Regions from separate parts of the Homo sapiens genome. Here region 1 is linked to region 2. A link is an interaction called in ENCODE POLR2A ChIA-PET data of the cell type or tissue named here. Cell type or tissue: B cell. All regions are shown on one strand. Each heading gives the region's core, and the rest is flanking DNA. Links, peaks and the distances in the headings are about the cores only. Region 1 overlaps ELK3 (ETS transcription factor ELK3). Region 2 has its middle 5.2 kb from the start of CFAP54.

What was found. Peaks named below come from ENCODE experiments on the same cell type or tissue, not always from the same donor. Only the 100,000 strongest peaks of a DNase experiment are listed, where the experiment ranks them.
Region 1: POLR2A ChIA-PET joins it to region 2 with 6 read pairs; 4 of 35 experiments call an interaction of 5 or more read pairs at or near these places.

What each region holds. Positions count from the first base shown.
Region 1 is chr12:96,219,412-96,227,985 of GRCh38, forward strand. It overlaps ELK3 (ETS transcription factor ELK3), which reads left to right. Exons shown (of 5, transcript NM_005230.4): 2 at 4,154-4,362. The coding sequence starts at 4,156. Among named protein-coding and RNA genes, the nearest start is that of ELK3, 29 kb to the left of the region's middle. RefSeq lists an enhancer at 4,563-4,612. In B cell, for the core only: no CTCF peak of the experiment used is centred there; no DNase peak of the experiment used is centred there.
Region 2 is chr12:96,479,940-96,488,792 of GRCh38, forward strand. No RefSeq gene overlaps it. Among named protein-coding and RNA genes, the nearest start is that of CFAP54, 5.2 kb to the right of the region's middle. RefSeq lists a silencer at 4,437-4,634 and enhancers at 5,403-5,452, 5,463-5,602. In B cell, for the core only: a CTCF peak has its summit at 6,144; a DNase peak (open chromatin) is centred at 5,392.

The DNA of each region.
Region 1 (8,574 bases), core at 52-2,551, 260 kb before region 2:
CAAAGTCTGTGTTTTCCAACACCCCAGAGGGCAAAATTTCCAACTGGCAGAGGCGCAGTGGAATGTACAGTGTGATTGTATGTGAAAATAGTTGTGTAAATTATGAAACTTGATCTCATAGTTAAACTACGTCGAGTGGAACGAAAACAATATGGAGAGCGCTGTGGCAGCTGGTGGCCCACTGCCCACCTGTCCCCCTACCCAAACCTCTGCCACAGACAACCACGCATTTTCATCATGCAGATGGCTCTGGCCAGAGAGGATGGTGGGTCCCAGAGCTGCCTGGGGGCTCCACGATACCCCAGAGTGACTTCTGAGCGTAGACAGGAGTGACTGATCTTTGTAGATGCAATGATAAGCTCACAGGAAAGTAGTTTTTCGACTTAGCTCTGAGTAATGTCTGGCTGCGATTTCCACCGGGAAGGCTACATGACTGCCCAGTCATCGAAACTGGTGGATCCACCAGGTTGAAGGAGTGGCTCAAGAGAGCGCGAGAAGAGGAGAACGAGGCCCTCAGCACGGGGCGAGGCTGGGCATGCCTCAGACAGGAGAGGCTGGAGCCCTTAGTCACCTCCGCCGGAGCAGTGTTGCGCATAGCAACCCCTCTGAGTAATCCTCTGATGATCCCCTGTGCCTGCAGCTGCCACCCAAGCTCTGCAGCTTGGTTGAACTGTGGGGGCATTTCTGTGATTCCTAGTGAACAGCTCTTGCCTTCTCTAGGCGAGTTCCTTTATTCCAGAAATCTGGGAGGCCCTGAAGCAGTAGGTCCCCATCCCCACCACTGCTCCTCTGCCTGTTCCCTTTCTACTCTTTCACCTGTCCTTTTTGTCCTTTTTCTTTCTTTCTCTCCTTCTACCTTTGCCTGAGGTTATGGCCATAGCACCCATGGCTGCCACTTAGCCCATGTGTGGCCTCTGAGTAAAAATGTGATCAGCCGATCCCTCCACACCTAGTAGCATACTTTTTCGTGATTTTTTTTTTTTTTTTTTTTTTGAGATGGAGTTTCGCTCTTGTTGTCCAGGCTGGAGTGCAGTGGCGCGATCTTGGCTTACTGCAACCTCTGCCTCCTGGGTTCAAGCTATTCTCCTGCCTCAGCCTCCCAAGTAGCTGTGATTATAAGCGCGGGCCACCACGCCCAGCTGGTTTTTTGTATTTTTAGTAGAGATGGGATTTCATCATGTTGGCCAGGCTGGTCTTGAACTCCTCCTGACCTCAGGTAATCCACCTGCCTCAGCCTCCCAAAGTGCTGGGATTACAGGCGTGAGCCACCACAGCCGGCCTTTCTCATGATTTTGAACACAAGCTCTAGAGCATAAAGATAACAGCACCCCAGCAAAGGGAGAATTTTTTTTTTAAACAAAGACATCATGTATTTTAATAGTCAGCTTTTGCTGCAGTGGTGCTGTGTAACCAGTTGCCCCAAGATCACTGGCTTACAGTGGCATTTATTTTTCTCACAAGTCAGTGTCACGGATGCTGCTTCAGATGATGGGCGGGTGGGGCTTGGCTTCGGACTTTGGGTTGAGTTCAGGTCACCTCCATGTGTCTCATTCTGGGGCAGCAGCTTCCTGGCAGCATAGCACAGGAGGAAAAGTGCCAACTTATGATGCCTCCAAGACCCCAACTCGGCAATGGGATGCTGTCACTTTCCCGTGTCAGTCTCCTGGCCAAATGCAATCACATGGCAAAGCCCCAATGTCAGCACTCCTCCCACAGCCACTCCAGTGCAGGGCTACACAGTCACCTAAGGAGAGGGCAGTTGAGAACATTTAACAAGTCTGCCATATGGGTTCTCATAAGTCATGCCCAGAACATGGTCTCTGACACATGGGGTTGGATTGCAATGAAAAGTGATTCTGTGATGCACAAGAAGCTCCGAGGAGGCCAGGCAGGTGGAAATGCTAAGTGTAGTAAAATACATGGATAGATGTTTCTGCTGCCCTCCTGTCCCATTCGGAACGTGATGTCAGTTAAAAGTGGGGGGTGGCGGTGGCCGACCACTTTCCCACCTGGCATGTGAGCAGAGGCCCCACAGTCCCTTCCCTGCAGACCTCCAAACCCACCGGCAGCCTTCTGCCCTCAGGAGCAGATTCATCTGAGCAGGCACTTAAAGTTTCAAAGATATGTTAAAGCTGACTGACTGACATGTTTGGCCAAGAAAATCTCAAGAATTTGCGACAACTGTTAGCCGTTCTTAGTGCCAGTGAAGAGAAGAAAGTTGTGGCTCATATCCAAGTCATCAGAAGGGTGGTTCATAGGAGGAGTTGGGACTCGTCAGCTGCCATGCATCCCAGCAAAGTGGGGGCTTGCAAGATTTGTGAGATGCAGAGGTGGTTTTGACCCAGCAGTGAAATGACTGTCTTACAGACCATTGTGGTTAATACTGATTTCTGTAAAGAATATCCCCTTTAAAGAGCCCTAAATAAAATGCCCTGTGGGTAATTGGAGAGCACTCCTAGTCTACTTTCCTTTAATTGAGAGGAGTTGTGGGGTTGACAATATTGGTACAAATAACCCTCCCCAAGGCAATTATTCTGGCTTCCAGGTCTCCCAGAGCTGCCCCCTGGGTTGCGGTCACTCCAGGTTCAGTCCCCTGCCCCCCGCCCACCAGGACTTCAGTGTCTCCCTCCTATCCAAGGGGATGATCCCTAGCTCTCTGTGCCACTCACAACAGTTGATCCGTGGCAAAGCTTTTGAGGCCAGTCTAACCACCTTTTTTTAAATGTAATGAGGATTGATAACACAAATGGATTATTATTATTATTACTACTTAGAATCAATACCTATTGTCATGAAAGTCCTCAAAGGCCTGAAATTGAGAAACTGCCCAGGAGTGGGGAAAAACTTCCTTGAGAAGGCCCTATTTGAGCTGGGTCACAATGGATGAGAAAGAGTTCACCAGGCTCCAAAGCTAAGGAACAGCATTTTAGCCAGAAGAAATAGCATTTAAAAAGTTCACACCAGAGTTGAAGGAAAAGGATAACATTGTATATATAGGTTTTTGTCTCTTCATGGGAGAAATTGCTTTTCCCATCTGTGCATCTGTGATGGTGGGCTTTGACCTGCAGCATGGTGAGTGCCGGGAAAGGGAAGGTCTCTGCAATTGGCAGTGATTGTTCGGTTTCACAAGCATCCACGGACTGGGCAGCTTTGAGCATTGTATGGGTTATCAGAGTGCTGGCAATACAAAATAATCCAGCAAAGTCCTTTCCTCGTGAAGCTCATCACAGTAGGAAAGGCAGTTACACTTAGACATATACCACAACCACAGGAGAGATATTCCAGGCACCTGTATAAAGTATGGGGTCCAGCATTTTAGTTAGAGACCGACTATATTAGTTCTTTCTCACATTGCTATAGAGAAATACCCCAGACTGTATAATTTATAAAGAAAAGCGGTTTAATGGGCTCACAGTTCTGCAGGCTGTACAGGAAGCATGATGCTGGCATCTGCTGGGTTTCTGGGGAGGCCTCAGGAAACCTGCAATCATGGCAGAAGGCAAAAGGGGAGCAGGCGTGTCACATGGCCGGAGCAAGAGCAAGAAAGCGAGGGTCAAGGTGCCACACACTGTTAAATGACCAGATCTCATGAGAACTCAGTCACTAACTCAAGGATGGTACCAAGGGAGATGGTGCTAAACCATTCATGAGAAATCCACCCTTAGGATCCAGTCACTTCCCACCAGGCCCCACCTCCAACGTTGGGGATTACAATTCAACATGAGATTTGGGCGGGGCACACATCCAAACTATATCACGGACCCACAAAGAAATTGATGGGATGGGCGGGAATAGACACTTGTGTTAAGTGGGGAATGGTTTGAATGGGGACTCATTCTGCAAGTGGTCATGTCATTAATCATTGTTCTGCATCATTCCCCATGCATCGCTGTCACTCGTGGGGACATGTGGTGAATAGAGGAGGATCACAGGGCCTCCCTGTATTTCTGAATTGTGGCTCCTTACAGAAATGCAGCCAGGAAGCTCCTGGTTCAGAGTGGCCCCTTGAGATGGAAGTGAAAGCTACTTTTTATTAGGTTCACTGGGGGAAGGAGGGGACAGCTGAGTTGCCCATTCTGAAGCCCCCTCTCTCCTCGCCAAGTTTGGTCGGCATCGTGACCAGCAGCTCTGACCTGGCCTCCTCTCCCTGCAGGTATGGAGAGTGCAATCACGCTGTGGCAGTTCCTGTTGCAGTTGCTGCTGGATCAGAAACATGAGCATTTGATCTGCTGGACCTCGAACGATGGTGAATTCAAGCTCCTCAAAGCAGAAGAAGTGGCCAAGCTGTGGGGACTCCGAAAAAACAAAACAAATATGAACTATGATAAGCTGAGCAGAGCCCTGCGATACTATTATGACAAGGTAAACCCTTGACCTTGCATGGGGCCGTCTTGGGGAGGGTGGAATCCCCTCTGCGTAGTTCACTGATGAAAGAAAATAATAGCGTGCTATGAATCAAGTTAGAAAATAAAATAGGGGCAGTGCATACCTTCTTTTTGGAGAAAAGCTGTGCTGTAGGGATTTTCCCCACCCTCTGGACGCCCTTTGGATATTACTGAGGGTCACATTTTGTTTCTTCTGCATTTTCGTCTGAGTTTGCTGAAGAACTTTGCTCACAATACAAATGAGATGCAGGCAGGCTCTGGGGCTTTCCTCATGTTGAATTGCTTGAATGACACAATGCGTGTTAAAATCCGGAAAGTCTGTTTATCCTGTCTGGTTTGTGGTTCAATTAAAGGGACCTTTCCTGGAAGGTGGTAGCTTTGGCAGATTATTTTTTAACAATTCAGTGCCTCAGTATCCTCGTTTATAAAACAGGAATCAGCATAGGAATAATAATAGGAATAGGAATCCTGTCTCAGGATTGTGGTGATGACCGACCGAGCCATTACATGTAAGTACTTAGAACGCTGCTAATAGGAGTAGGAATCCTGTCTCAGGATTGTGATGACCAACCGAGCCATTACGTGTAAGTACTTAGAACACTGCTAATAGGAGTAGGAATCCTGTCTCAGGATTGTGGTGATGACCGACCGAGCCATTACATATAAGTACTTAGAACACTGCTTGGTATGTGGTGCTTGCAACTTCATGGGAAACTTCCCTAATTGGAAGAAAAAACATGTTCATTTTTAAGTCATAGAGATGAGGCAGAGTGCCTTGATAAGTGATAATATAGCGTAGTTGCCAAAACCAGGACAGTTGGAGTGAGTTTTAATGCATTTCTGGAAAAGCAGTTTTAATGTGCTTGCTAGGGCAAAATTATTGCTGTTTAGGAGAACCATTTCAGGCCTTAATTGTTAGCCATTTCAGTTTGAATCTGTTGTTGCTGAATATTTAGCCTCTAAGACATAAAGGCATAGAGCCATGATAATGGTAAGCTTTTGTTCTGGTTTTATTGTTCATATTAAAAGGTGAATTAAAAACTGATTTAAATATTAGTTCCTGATCTATATTTAGGGTATGCCGTCTGCCAACCCCTTTGGAATTCAAGACATAAGGATTATACGTTTCAGGAAGTAGAGACATCATTAATTATAAAGTGTTCCTTTATGTGATCGTAATTGCACGTGATTGTGTCATTGAAATGCTAAAGGTGCTCTCCTTTAACGTAGCAATTAATTAATCCTGACTTACTGCAGAGTCCTACTAAGATATAAAAGCACTTCTTGCAAATTGCACTGTCTGAAAGCCTCGCAGATGGCTTATTGTTTTGCGTGTTTTCCCAGGTTCTAAATTCTGCAGTGGGAACTGGGGCCGCTGAAGGAAAACACTCCCGTTGCCTGCTGGCAGAGTGCCTAAAAGCTGGGCTTTGAGACTCAAAAAGCATTTTCATTGTTTTCAATCAAGGTATCAAAAAAAGAAGTCCTCCCTCTGTGTCTGGGACTTGACTCATCTCTTCCCTGGCCTGGGCCTGGGGGCTTAAGGGTTGTGTCTCTTTAGCATGAAGGGTTGTCCTGGGCTGGAAATGACTGCTCACAAAATTAGCAAAGCCATTCCTGTTTAGACTATATCTTATCTCCCTTGGGCAGATTTTAAAATCTCTAGAGAGAGCAGTTTCATAGCCTTCAGTCAACAAGTATGTTCTGGCACTTTCTGTCAGACGTCTAAGGTGCTGTGCTGAGCACTTCTTCCCCTTGTCTCCTTTAAACTTTACAACAACCCCATAGACAGGTGCTGCTGTCATCATCCTCCTTATACACATGAGAACGTGGAGGCTTGGATGAGAAACCTGCCCAGGTGCACACAGCCAGTGAGCAGCAGAGCCCGGATTTGAACCCAGCTGGTCCACCCAGGTTCCCAGCCAAAAGGCACACACACACCCTGCCTTCTGGGCCATTCATTTCCTTTGCCTTTGAGTGTCTTGAGTTCCAGGTAGGCAGTCAGGCTGTCCAAAGGGTATTACAACCTAAGAAGTTTTGTTTATTACCAAGAGCCTCAGGCTGGGCATAGTGCCTCACACCTAATCCCAGCACTTTGGGAGGCTGAGGCAGGAGGATCACTTGAGTCCAGGAGTCTGAGACCAGCCTGGGCAACATGGTGAGACCCTGTCACAACAAAGAATTAAAAATTAGCCGAGTGTGGAAGTGCATGCCTGTAGTCTCAGCTACTTGGGAGGCTGAGGTGGGAGGATCATTTGAGCCTGGGAGTTTGAGACTGCAGTGAGCTCTGATTGCACCACTGCACTCCAGCTTGGGCAATAGAGGGAGATCCTGTCTCTTAAAAAGAAAAAAAAAAGGAAAGAAACAAATTCAGTACTGAAAAATCCCAGCAAACGATGTGTATCAGGTAGAGCCCAAGGTCAGGAGTCCAGGTGGCTGGTGTGGCCTGCCTGCCTGCACTGCCCCTTTCTCTCTTGCCAGGCAGAGCATGGGGGCTGGCCACATGACCTTTGAGCAGCCCCAGGCATCAAGCTGGAGCTGGCAGTAAGGGCAGGAGCAGCCTCCTATCCTGTTGTATCATGTAGACTTTGGCCACCAGAAGAAATTGCTCCATGTCTTTCCTTCTACAGATATACCTGTCCACATGCACACACACACACAAGTATACACATACACACCTGTCCACATGCACACAGAGATGTCCACATGTGCACACCCATGCCCACACAGATGTCCACATGTCCACACAGATGTCCACATGTGCACACCCATGCCCACATGCACACACAGATGTCCACATGCACACACACATATGCCCACATGCACACAGGCACACACACCCACTTGCACATACATATCCACATGCACACGTGGCCACTGCCATATGCACAGACATGTGCACACGCATACATGTACATGTGCACGCATGGCTGGTTAATTCTTGCTTATAAAATGCTCTCAAGTGATGAGCAAGACGGAAAGTTAGACTCTTAATACAGTTTAAAAAGAAAAGAAGGAGAGGGGGAGGAAGATAAGAAGAAAAGAGATGGTTGAGGGAAATGGAGGGGAGAGGAAAAAAAGAGGGGATGGAGAAGGAGGAAGAAGAGGAGGCATGTCAAAAAGAGATGACGAAAACTACACTCTATTTGACATTTTCCGATGACCTCTTTCTTCCTTCCGTTTTGCCAGTGTCACTCTGTGATGATAGGTGTAAGTTGACTGTGTGCATTGCCCGTCTGTGACCGTTTTCGACTCACAGAAATGGCAGTCTGAAGTGGCTCGGCCTCTTGCTTGAGAGACAGATTGGAGCAGAGTCTTTGTGGATGCAAAGCCACCTGGGCCACTGCCGTGTGTGCCACCCTGAACTTCAAGCTGCCCTGAACCGCGTGCGTTTCTCAGTGTCACGTACAGCTCGGCCTGACCGTTTGCCTTTTAGTGTTCTCTTCCTTCTCGGTGTCCTCCTCCTCTTCCTCACTAACATTCATCCAGAGCCTTTCAGTGCAGAAATCAGGTAGCTGCTGAACTCGGCAGCTGCGTCCTTTTTCCCATCATCTCTTCTGTCCTTTGCTAGCTGTCATTTCTTCCCTCTTGGCTTCAACTGCACATCCCTGGGTTTGTCCTAATAGGGAATTTTTCCCACTTGAGTAGACAAGCATGAGAATATCATTATTTTTATATGTTATATGTTATATTTTTAGCAGAGAAAAAAGTGGAAAATGTGTGCAAACTTGCAGAAGGCCCCCCGGAGGAGGGTCGTCCCTGTGCCCATGCTGTCAGGAAGGCCCCGGAGGAGGGTCGTCCCTGTGCCCATGCGGTCAGAAAGGCCCCGGAGGAGGGTCATCTCTGTGCCCATGCGGTCAGGTTGGGGCTGAGGCACTTTGATCATTGCTCCTCCTCAGAGTGTTCTTTTCCTCCCCTCTCAGATTATAATAACGAGGTAGTTACAGAGTGAGCTCCAGCCTAGATCGTCTGGGTTTGAATCCAGCTCCATGACTGTGGCCGTGTTGCCTAATCTCTCTGAGTCTCAGCTTCCTTTTCTGTAAAGTGGGTATAATAGTAGAGTCTACACTGTGGGGCTGTGGTGGGATTCATTGTGTTCACACGTGTGCAGGGCTGAGAACAGGGCCCCAAACAGGGTAGGCACAATGAAGCATGAGTCAGAATAATAATACAGATGACAGTTTCTCTATCA
Region 2 (8,853 bases), core at 3,840-6,339:
TGTTTACATTATATTGCAATTTTTTGATTTAAAAAAGTCTTAAAAATATGTTTATGTTAAGACATTAAAACCCACTACATTCCCTTTGGGTGCTGAGTAGTATTCAATACTATAGCTAAACTATAGTTTATCTATGCATTACTCTATTGATGTACATTTATATTGTGTTTTTTTGTTTTTGTTTTTGAGACAGAGTTTCACTCTTGTTGCCCAGGCTGGAGTACAATGGCGCGATCTCGGCTCATTGCAACCTCCGCCTCCTGGGTTCAAACAATTCTCCTGCCTCAGCCTCCCGAATGGCTGGGATTACGGGCATGCACCACCACACCCAGCTAATTTTGTATTTTTAGTAGAGATGGGGTTTCTCCATGTTGGTCAGGCTGGTCTCGAACTCCTGACCTCAGGTGATCTGCCTGCCTTGGCCTCCCAAAGTGCTGGGATTACAGGTGTGAGCCACCGCACCCAGTGATTGTTTTTAATGCTTTACTATTGTAAGCATTTAAGGTTAGCAATAAACATCTGCTGTATGTTCTGTATATATCTGTATATGCATCTTTATGCATATGTATGATTTCTAAAGCTGATTTCAAGAAATCAAGAAATAAAATTTCTTTTTTTTTTTTTTGGGATGGAGTTTTGCTCTTGTTGCCCCGATTGGAGTGCAGTGGTGTGATGTCGGCTCATTCCAACCTCCACCTCCCTGGTTCAAGTGATTCTCCTGTCTCAGCCTCCCAAGTAGATGGGATTACAGGTGCCCGCTGCCACGCCTGGCTAATTTTGTATTTTTAGTAGAGACGGAGTTTCACCATGTTGGCCAGGCTGGTGTCGAACTCCTGACCTCAGGTGATCCACCCGCCTTCACCTCCCAAAGTGCTGAGATTACAGGTGTGAACCACTGCACCTGGCCCAAGAAATAAAACTTCTAGGTGATAGGGTACAATAGTTGTAGTAAAGGGTTGGCACCTCCTACGAAAACCTCCAATCCCAGTACCTGAAACAAGGTGAAAGTTTATTTATTTATTTACTTATGTTTGTTTATTTTATTTTATTTTTCGAGATGGAGTCTTGCTCTGTCGTCAAGCTGGAGTGCAGTGGTGCCATCTCAGCTCACTACAACCTCTGCCTCCCGGGTTCAAGCGATTCTCCTGCCTCAGCCTCCTAAGTAGCTGGGATTACAGGCACGCATGACTACGCCCGGCTAATTTTTTGTATTTTAGTAGAGACGGGGTTTTACCATGTTGGCCAAGACGGTCTCAATCTCCTGACCTCATGATCCGCCCTCCTCAGCCTCCCAAAGTGTTGGGATTACAGGCGTGAGCCACCGCGCCTGTCCGCTGAAAGTTTATTTTCCTCTCACATAGTAAGTTGGGTGAGTGGTCTAGGACTCATACCAGGGCTTCACAGTGTGAAGGAATCCAGGCTCCTTCCATCTTGCTGCTCTCTTTTCCTTAGGGTGTTGCTGGCATTATCATCCAAGAGGACTTGTATACTAGACACACCTTATGCAAAGCCTTGGGTTTTCTGTCTTCACTGACTTTCTAGGCCCTCTACCACTTACTGCTTTCCAGCAACTGCTCTGATGACTGCCTCCAGGTTGGAGAAACCCCATCCTGGCCTGCTTGGTTCCACCACCTGAGGCCACTATGTGGCGTTTTTGGCTCCTTTCACCACTTTAAAAAAAATATTGAGATGGGGTCTCACTATGTTGCCAAGGTTGTACTTGAACTCTTGGGTTCAAATGATCCTCCCACCTTGGCCTCCTAAGTAGCTGGGACTATAGCCATGTGCCACTGTGCCCAGTTCCTTTCACTGCTTTTGTTGTTGTTGTTGTTGTTTTTGTTGTTGTTGAGATGGAGTCTTGCTCTGTCACCCAGGCTGGAGTGCAGTGGCATGATCTCAGCTCACTGCAACCTCCACCTCCTGGGTTCAAGTGATTCTCCTGCTTCAGCCTCCCGAGTAGCTGGAATTACAGGCACCTGCCACCACTCCTGGCTAATTGTTATATTTTTAGCAGAGATGGGGTTTCACATGTTGGCCAGGCTGGTTTTGAACTCCTGGTCTCGGGTGATCTTCCCGCCTTGGCCTCCCAAAGTGTTGGGATTGTAGGTGTGAGCCACCGTGCCTGGCCCTTTCACTGCTTTTGAACTGGGATGAAACACTATATCACAAGGTATGAGATTTGGCATCGTCAGTAGCTGCTGAAGGGGCAAGGTGATCCAACCTGGAAGTAGAGTGGTGAATCTTGACCAGGAGAAGGGCAGCAGGTATATTTTCTCTCTACCTTTTCCTCTTACAAACTCCTCTAAGATGTAGTATATAGAGATGTAGATAGCCTGTTGGGACACATCCCGCATGACTGAGCAACTCGTTGTGTTTCTTCATGATGTGAAGAAGGCCGGCATTGTACTTCTTTTCATCTGTCCCTGTCCCACTTTCTTTTCTCTTCATTCTTGCTTCACGGAAATTACACTACTAAGTGAAGCACTAGCACTTAAGCCTTTGCCTCAAACTCTTGTTTTTTAGGAAACTCAGGTTAACACAATAAAGTGAGGTGTAAAAAGTGGACACTCGGCTGGGCATGGTAGCTCACGCCTGTAATCCCAGCAGTTTGGGAGGCCGAGGCGGGTAGATCACCTGAGGTAGGGAGTTCGAGACCAGCCTGACCAACATGGAGAAACCCCGTGGTGGTGCATGCCTGTAATCCCAGCTACTTGGGAGGCTGAGGCAGGAGAATCCCTTGAACTGGGGAGGCAGAGGTTGTGGTGAGCCGAAATAGCACCATTGCACTCCAGCCTGGGCAACAAGAGCAAAACTCCATCTAAAAAGAAAAAAAAAAAAAAGAAAAAAAATTGGACACTCAGGATTAGATTTTAGAGTTGAATTGTCACCTATCTGAAGGCAACAGGGACCTGATTGTCTTAGAGCAGTTAATTCACAACTGAAGGCATGCTCTGAAAGACAGTGCCTCTACTGCAGCTTAGGACAGCTGCAGGGTAGATTTTGCTAAAGACCGGGTCCAGGATCTGATTATACAGCAGAAAGTCCAAGAAAAGGTGGAGGCCGAGAGACCTGAAGTGGAAACATTTAGGTAGACAAGCCCAAGAACTTTGAACCTCTAAATTTCTCTGAGCCCCCTATACTTGCAAAAATAGCCCCTAACCATTTGCCAGAGAAAAACAATCTCTGCTTGCCTGGGGGAACATATAATGACCTAATCTGAAGCAGGTGCCTTTCATGGTGAGACTTGTTTTCCTCAAGATGTGCCCCCAATACACTTCATTGCCTTCTGGCTGGAAAGGAAAGTCAGGTTTCAGCACAGCCTGAGCAGGAAATTACAAGCTCTGCTCTAAGAAGAAATTGCTTACATGGCAAAGGAATTGTGGGATCTGGCTAATAAGTAGTAGCTGAAACTGCAGAGAACATGTGTAGGAGTGAGTCTTGAATATGTTAGACCGGGGCACAGAATGCAAAAGTGACGAGGGTAGAATTCATTAATATGGGAATACTCACCCATGATTCAGAATTCCTAATAACTTAATGAGATGACTTCTTGAAGCATTGATCTGATAATGTTCCACATCAAATGAAGTGGAGATGACAGAACTTCCTTGATATCATATTGAAGAAAAGGTCGGAAGGCTCAAGGAAGTAGGGATGTTATACTGGATTCATTGCATATGTCCTGAGAACCCAGCACCTGGTTTACGGATTAAGAAAATGGGGCACAATGAGGTTAAGTAACTTGGAAGAAGTGAGGATTCAAACCATGCTCTTTGGCCTCAGAATTTGGGCGTTTATTTATTTATGACACAGAGTTTTGCTCTGTTGCCCAGGCTGGAGTGCAATGGTGCCATCTTGGCTCACTGCAAAGTCTGCCTCCTGAGTTCAAGCGATTCTCCTGCCTCAGCCTCCTGAGCAGCTGGGCTTACAGGCACCTGCCACCACGCCCAGCTAATTTTGTGTTTTTAGTAGAGACTAGGTTTCACCATGTTGGTCAGGCTGTTCTCGAATTTCTGGCCTCAAGTGATCTGCCTGCCTCCGCCTCCCAAAGTGCTGGTGATAGGGAAGGTTGGAAGGGAAGTGCTGGGAAAGGAAGGGCATGGTCCCTGGTGAAGGCTCCATCCCCGGCCTGTGCCCATGGACCTAGGTGAGGACAGGCACTTCTGCCTTCATGCCCAAATGTTGCATTTGCCAAGACAACCCTGGCCTGCCACGCCTCTATCCTGTGCCTATAAAAACCCCGAAGACCCTAGCAGGCAGACCTACAGGTGGCTGGACATGGAGAGGAACACATCGGTTGAAAAAGACACAAGAGGCTAGATGTCGAGAGGACGTCAAAGAGAGCACGCCAGCGGAAGAGCACACCGATAGACGTTGGCACGCCGCACGGCCATCCACTGGCAGAACGAGGCAGAGTTTGGCTGGGGCAGTCGGAGGAGAGCCCAGGCCGCTAAGCAGCCCCACTCCAGGGGAAAGCCATCTCCCTTCTGGCTCCCCCATCTGCTGAGAGCTACTTCCATTCAATAAAACCTTGCACTCATTCTCCAGGCCCACGTGTGATCCGGTTCTTCCCGTACACCAAGGCAAGAACCCCGGGATTCAGAAAGCCCTCTGTCCTTGCGATAAGGCAGGGGTCTAACTGAGCTAGCAAGCTGCCTATGGATGACTAAACTAAAAGAGCACCCTGTAACACATGCCCACTGGGGCTTCAGCTGTAAACATTTACCCCTAGACACTGCCTTGGGGTCAGAACCCCACAGCCTGCCTGTCTGTATACTCCCCTAGAGGTTTGAGCAGCGGGGCACTCAAGAAGCGATCCACACCCCCATCGCACGCCCTGCAAGGGGGACAAGGGAACTTTTCCGTTTCACTGGGATTACAGGTGTGAGCCACTGCGTGGGCTTTTAACATCTTTAATGTACTGTTTTTTTTTTTTTTTTTTTTTTTTTAAACAAAGCCTCTCTTGGCCGGGTGCAGTGGCTCACGGCTGTAATCCCAGCATTTTGGGAGGCTGAGGCAGGTGGATCACCTGCGGTCAGGAGTTCGAGACCAGCCTGGCCAACATGGTGAAACCCCATCTCTACTAAAAAACACAAAAATTAGCTGGGCGTGGTGGCGGGCGCCTGTAATCCCAGCTACTCGGGAGGCTGAGGCAGGAGAATCGCTTGAACCCGGGAGGCAGAGGTTGCAGTGAGTTGAGATTGTGCCATTGCACTCCAGCCTGGGCGATAAGAGTGAAAATCTGTCTCAAAAACAAAACAAAACCACAAAACCTCTCTCCTGAATACAGAACCAAGTCAAAACCAAGTCAGAATTACTCAGCATACCTTCCAACTCCCCATTGTATTTGATCACACTTCCCTTTCTGCCTCATCTTCTGCCTCCGGATCTATGGCAGCCTGTGGCTCACCACACTAGACAGCTTGTTTATTTAGACTTGCTGTATGTGTTTATGGCTTTGTACCTTACTCAGGCTTTTCTCTCAGTCAGGCATATCCTTCTAAATGCTCTTCATCTTTTTTTTTCTTTTTCTTCATTTGCTCATTCCAACAAAGATGTATTGAGCTGTACTCTGTGCCAGGTGCCAGATTTGGGTGCTAGGTTACCATGGGAAGAAGGTAAATGCTTGTTGCAAGGGTCTTTCTGTGAGTGAGAGGCATTTACGGTCTGGGGCTAAAACATCATCTCCTCTAGAATTCTCTGTTCTCTTTCCAGTTCCGAGATTCATCTTAGAACTCCCACAGTCTTCCTTCCCCCTTGCCCTCCCCTCCCCTGCCCCTCCCCTCCTCTCTCTTTTTTTTGAGAAAAGATCTTGCTCTGTAGCTCAGACTGGAATACAGTGGGGTGATTATAGCTCACTGCAGCCTCAAACTCCTGGCTCAAGTGATCTTTCTGCCTCAGCCTCTTGAGTAGCTGGGATTTCAGGTGCATGTGACCATGCCAGGCTAATTAAAAAAATTTTTTTTAAAAATCAGAGACAGGGTCTCACTGTGTTGCCCAGGCTGGTCTCAAACTCCTGGCCTCAAGCAATCCACCCACCTCGGCCTCCCAAAGTATTGAGATCACAGGCGTGAGTGACCACACCTGGCGGTCCCACATTTCTTAAAACCTTTCTCACAGCACATTCCACAGCATGCCTTTTCTTTTCTTTTTTCTTTTCTTTTCTTTTCCTTTCCTTTCCTTTCTTTTCTCTTTTCTTTTCTTTCTTTCTTTCTTTCTTTCTTTCTTTCTTTCTTTCTTTCTTTCTTTCTTTTCTCTCTTTCTTTCTTTTTCTTTTCCTTTTTTTTTTTTTTCTTTGAGATGGAGTCTCACTTTGTCACCCAGCCTGGGGTGCAGTGGCGCGATCTCGGCTCACTGCAACCTCGCCTCCTGGGATCAAGTGATTCTCCTGCCTCAGCCTCCTAAGTAGCAGGGATTACAGGCACATGCCACCATGTCCAGCTAATCCATAGCATGCCTTTTAATTATGATTATTTGAGTTTGTGTTATCTGCTTCCTGTAGGGAATGTATGGGTTCATCTATGCCTTGTATGGACACTAACAAAATGGTTGCATTTATCTGAATAAATGGATGAAGAAGTTTTAAAAAGTCTACATATTAGGTAGATCATATATATTGTATCTATTTGGGATAGTCCAAATGATTAACAACTAAATTGAGAATTGAAAGAGCACTAACCTTGCATATTCTTTAACAGTCAGTAGCTTTAGATAAAAAAGACTTTCGAATGGGCAAAAAGCTTCCCTGCAGCCTGCGAAGATGTTAATTATAAGAAATAGCAATTTACATTATTTATAAGGAAGCTATTTACAGTACTTAGGCTTGTCAGACACAGTAGTTGCACAGCTCCATTCTTTCATTACAGTGAGAAGAATAAAGCAAAGTGACAAGGAAAGAGAAAGATATTATAATGGCTGCATCTAATTACAAGGAAGATAACACCTCTAAAATGTTAAAAATGCCTCAAATTCAATTTATTTATTTTATTTTTATTATTTATTTATTTATTTATTTATTTATTTATTTATTTATTTTGAGATGGGGTCTAGCTCTGTCGCTAAGGCTGGAGTGAAGTGGCATGATCTCGGCTCACTGCAACCTCCACCTCCCGGGTTCAGGCGATTCTCCTGCTTCAGTCTCCTGAGTAGCTGGGATTACAGGTGTCCGACACCACGCCCAGCTAATATTTGTGTTTTCAGTAGAGACGGGATTTCAACATGTTGGCTAGGCTGGTCTCGAACTCCTGACGTCAAGTGATTCGCCCACCTGAGCCTCCTGAAGTGCTGGGATTACAGGCGTGAGCCACGACACCCAGCCAATTTAATTTAAACTAAATAAAATGTAAACTTCCATCTTATCATAATGATGATTCAGAATATAACACCCATTTAAATATTCAGACAAGCTTCCAAAAACTACTGCAAGTTAAGCATTGTTAGCTTTAGTGTGTGCAAGGGGGAAAGTGACTAAGATGCAATGTTTCATAATTCAGGTATTTGAATTTGCTTAGTCACATTTTCTTTTACCAGTGACTTTGAAATACAAGTGTCTGCCCTATGATAAAGTTTGTTTGTGACAGTAGCCAGATTAGAAGGAAAAACACCACTTTGTCTTTTATTTTTTTCTTTCCTTTTCTGTGACCACTTTAATTAATTTTATCCTGCTGTTTCACTTTCATCAATATAATAGATAGCACTCAGTGGCAAATTACACCAGTTTTTGATCTGCAATGGACAAGTCTGCCATGTTAGAGCAAGAAAAAGATGAGAAAAAAGAGAATTTACCAAGCCGACTTTTAAAAATGTCTATTAATATTTTTGTAAATGCCCAGTGATTATTTCTCTAGGACTACATTCTTTAAAGCCTTACAATTTTTGTTGTTCACTTAGAGAACAAGATAAAATCTTTGTTGATCAAAGGATGATATCTACATCCTGATTAGAGAATTGGACTCCTACAGTGAGGTGTCATTGCGTCTCACTGCTTGCCAGGAAGTTTCTCTGGCTATAATTAACTGTGCCGATGAGCAAAATTATTTTCCTTCAAAGAATATTAGGGTACAGTAGACATGACATATTAGGCCAGCCTCACAAATTAGCACAGGCCCACAGAGCCTGCATAAAATTAGGTCAGACTTGAAAGATATCAGGCTGTGGTCCAATAAGCTTCTTAGTCTGAAATGGAAAATTGGGTTCACAGGGTGTTAGGGTCACTGTCTTTATTTAAGTGTGATAGAACTGGTAACAATTTTCAGGGTTAAAGACTGATTTTTCTAAGCCACCAAATATTTCTGGTTCTTCTCTTAGATAATTTATTGTGTTGCATAATTTATAGAAAAGAAGGTTCTCCATTTTCTCAATACTCATACTTTAATAAATTTAACTCTGACTTTTGCCTATAATACACAGGCTAAGAATAAACTCCCCAAGTATTTCCCTGGAGGTCTGTAGTTTCCCCATCAGAAGTAAAGTCTCCTAAAAGCCCTGTTTAAAATGCAAAGTATTTTGAGAGTTAACACTTCAGGCCACTAGTATGTATTAATGTCCTATGGTTAAGGTTGAGCAAAATGCACATTAATTTAGAATACAGAGATAATTAAAGTAAGGCTGGAATGTGCATAAATAGATGTAATCATAATTATTAGAGGCATAGACATCATGTCCACAGTTACAGACCTCAAGGTACAAATAGAGGAAAGAGAATGGATCAGCTGCATATTCAGTACTCCCTGGCTATCTGTGGGGGACTAGTTCCATGACACCCGCAGATACCAAAATCTGTGGATGCTCAAGCCTCTGATATGAAATGCTGTAGTATTTGCATATAATTTGTGCACATCCTTCAGGATGTTT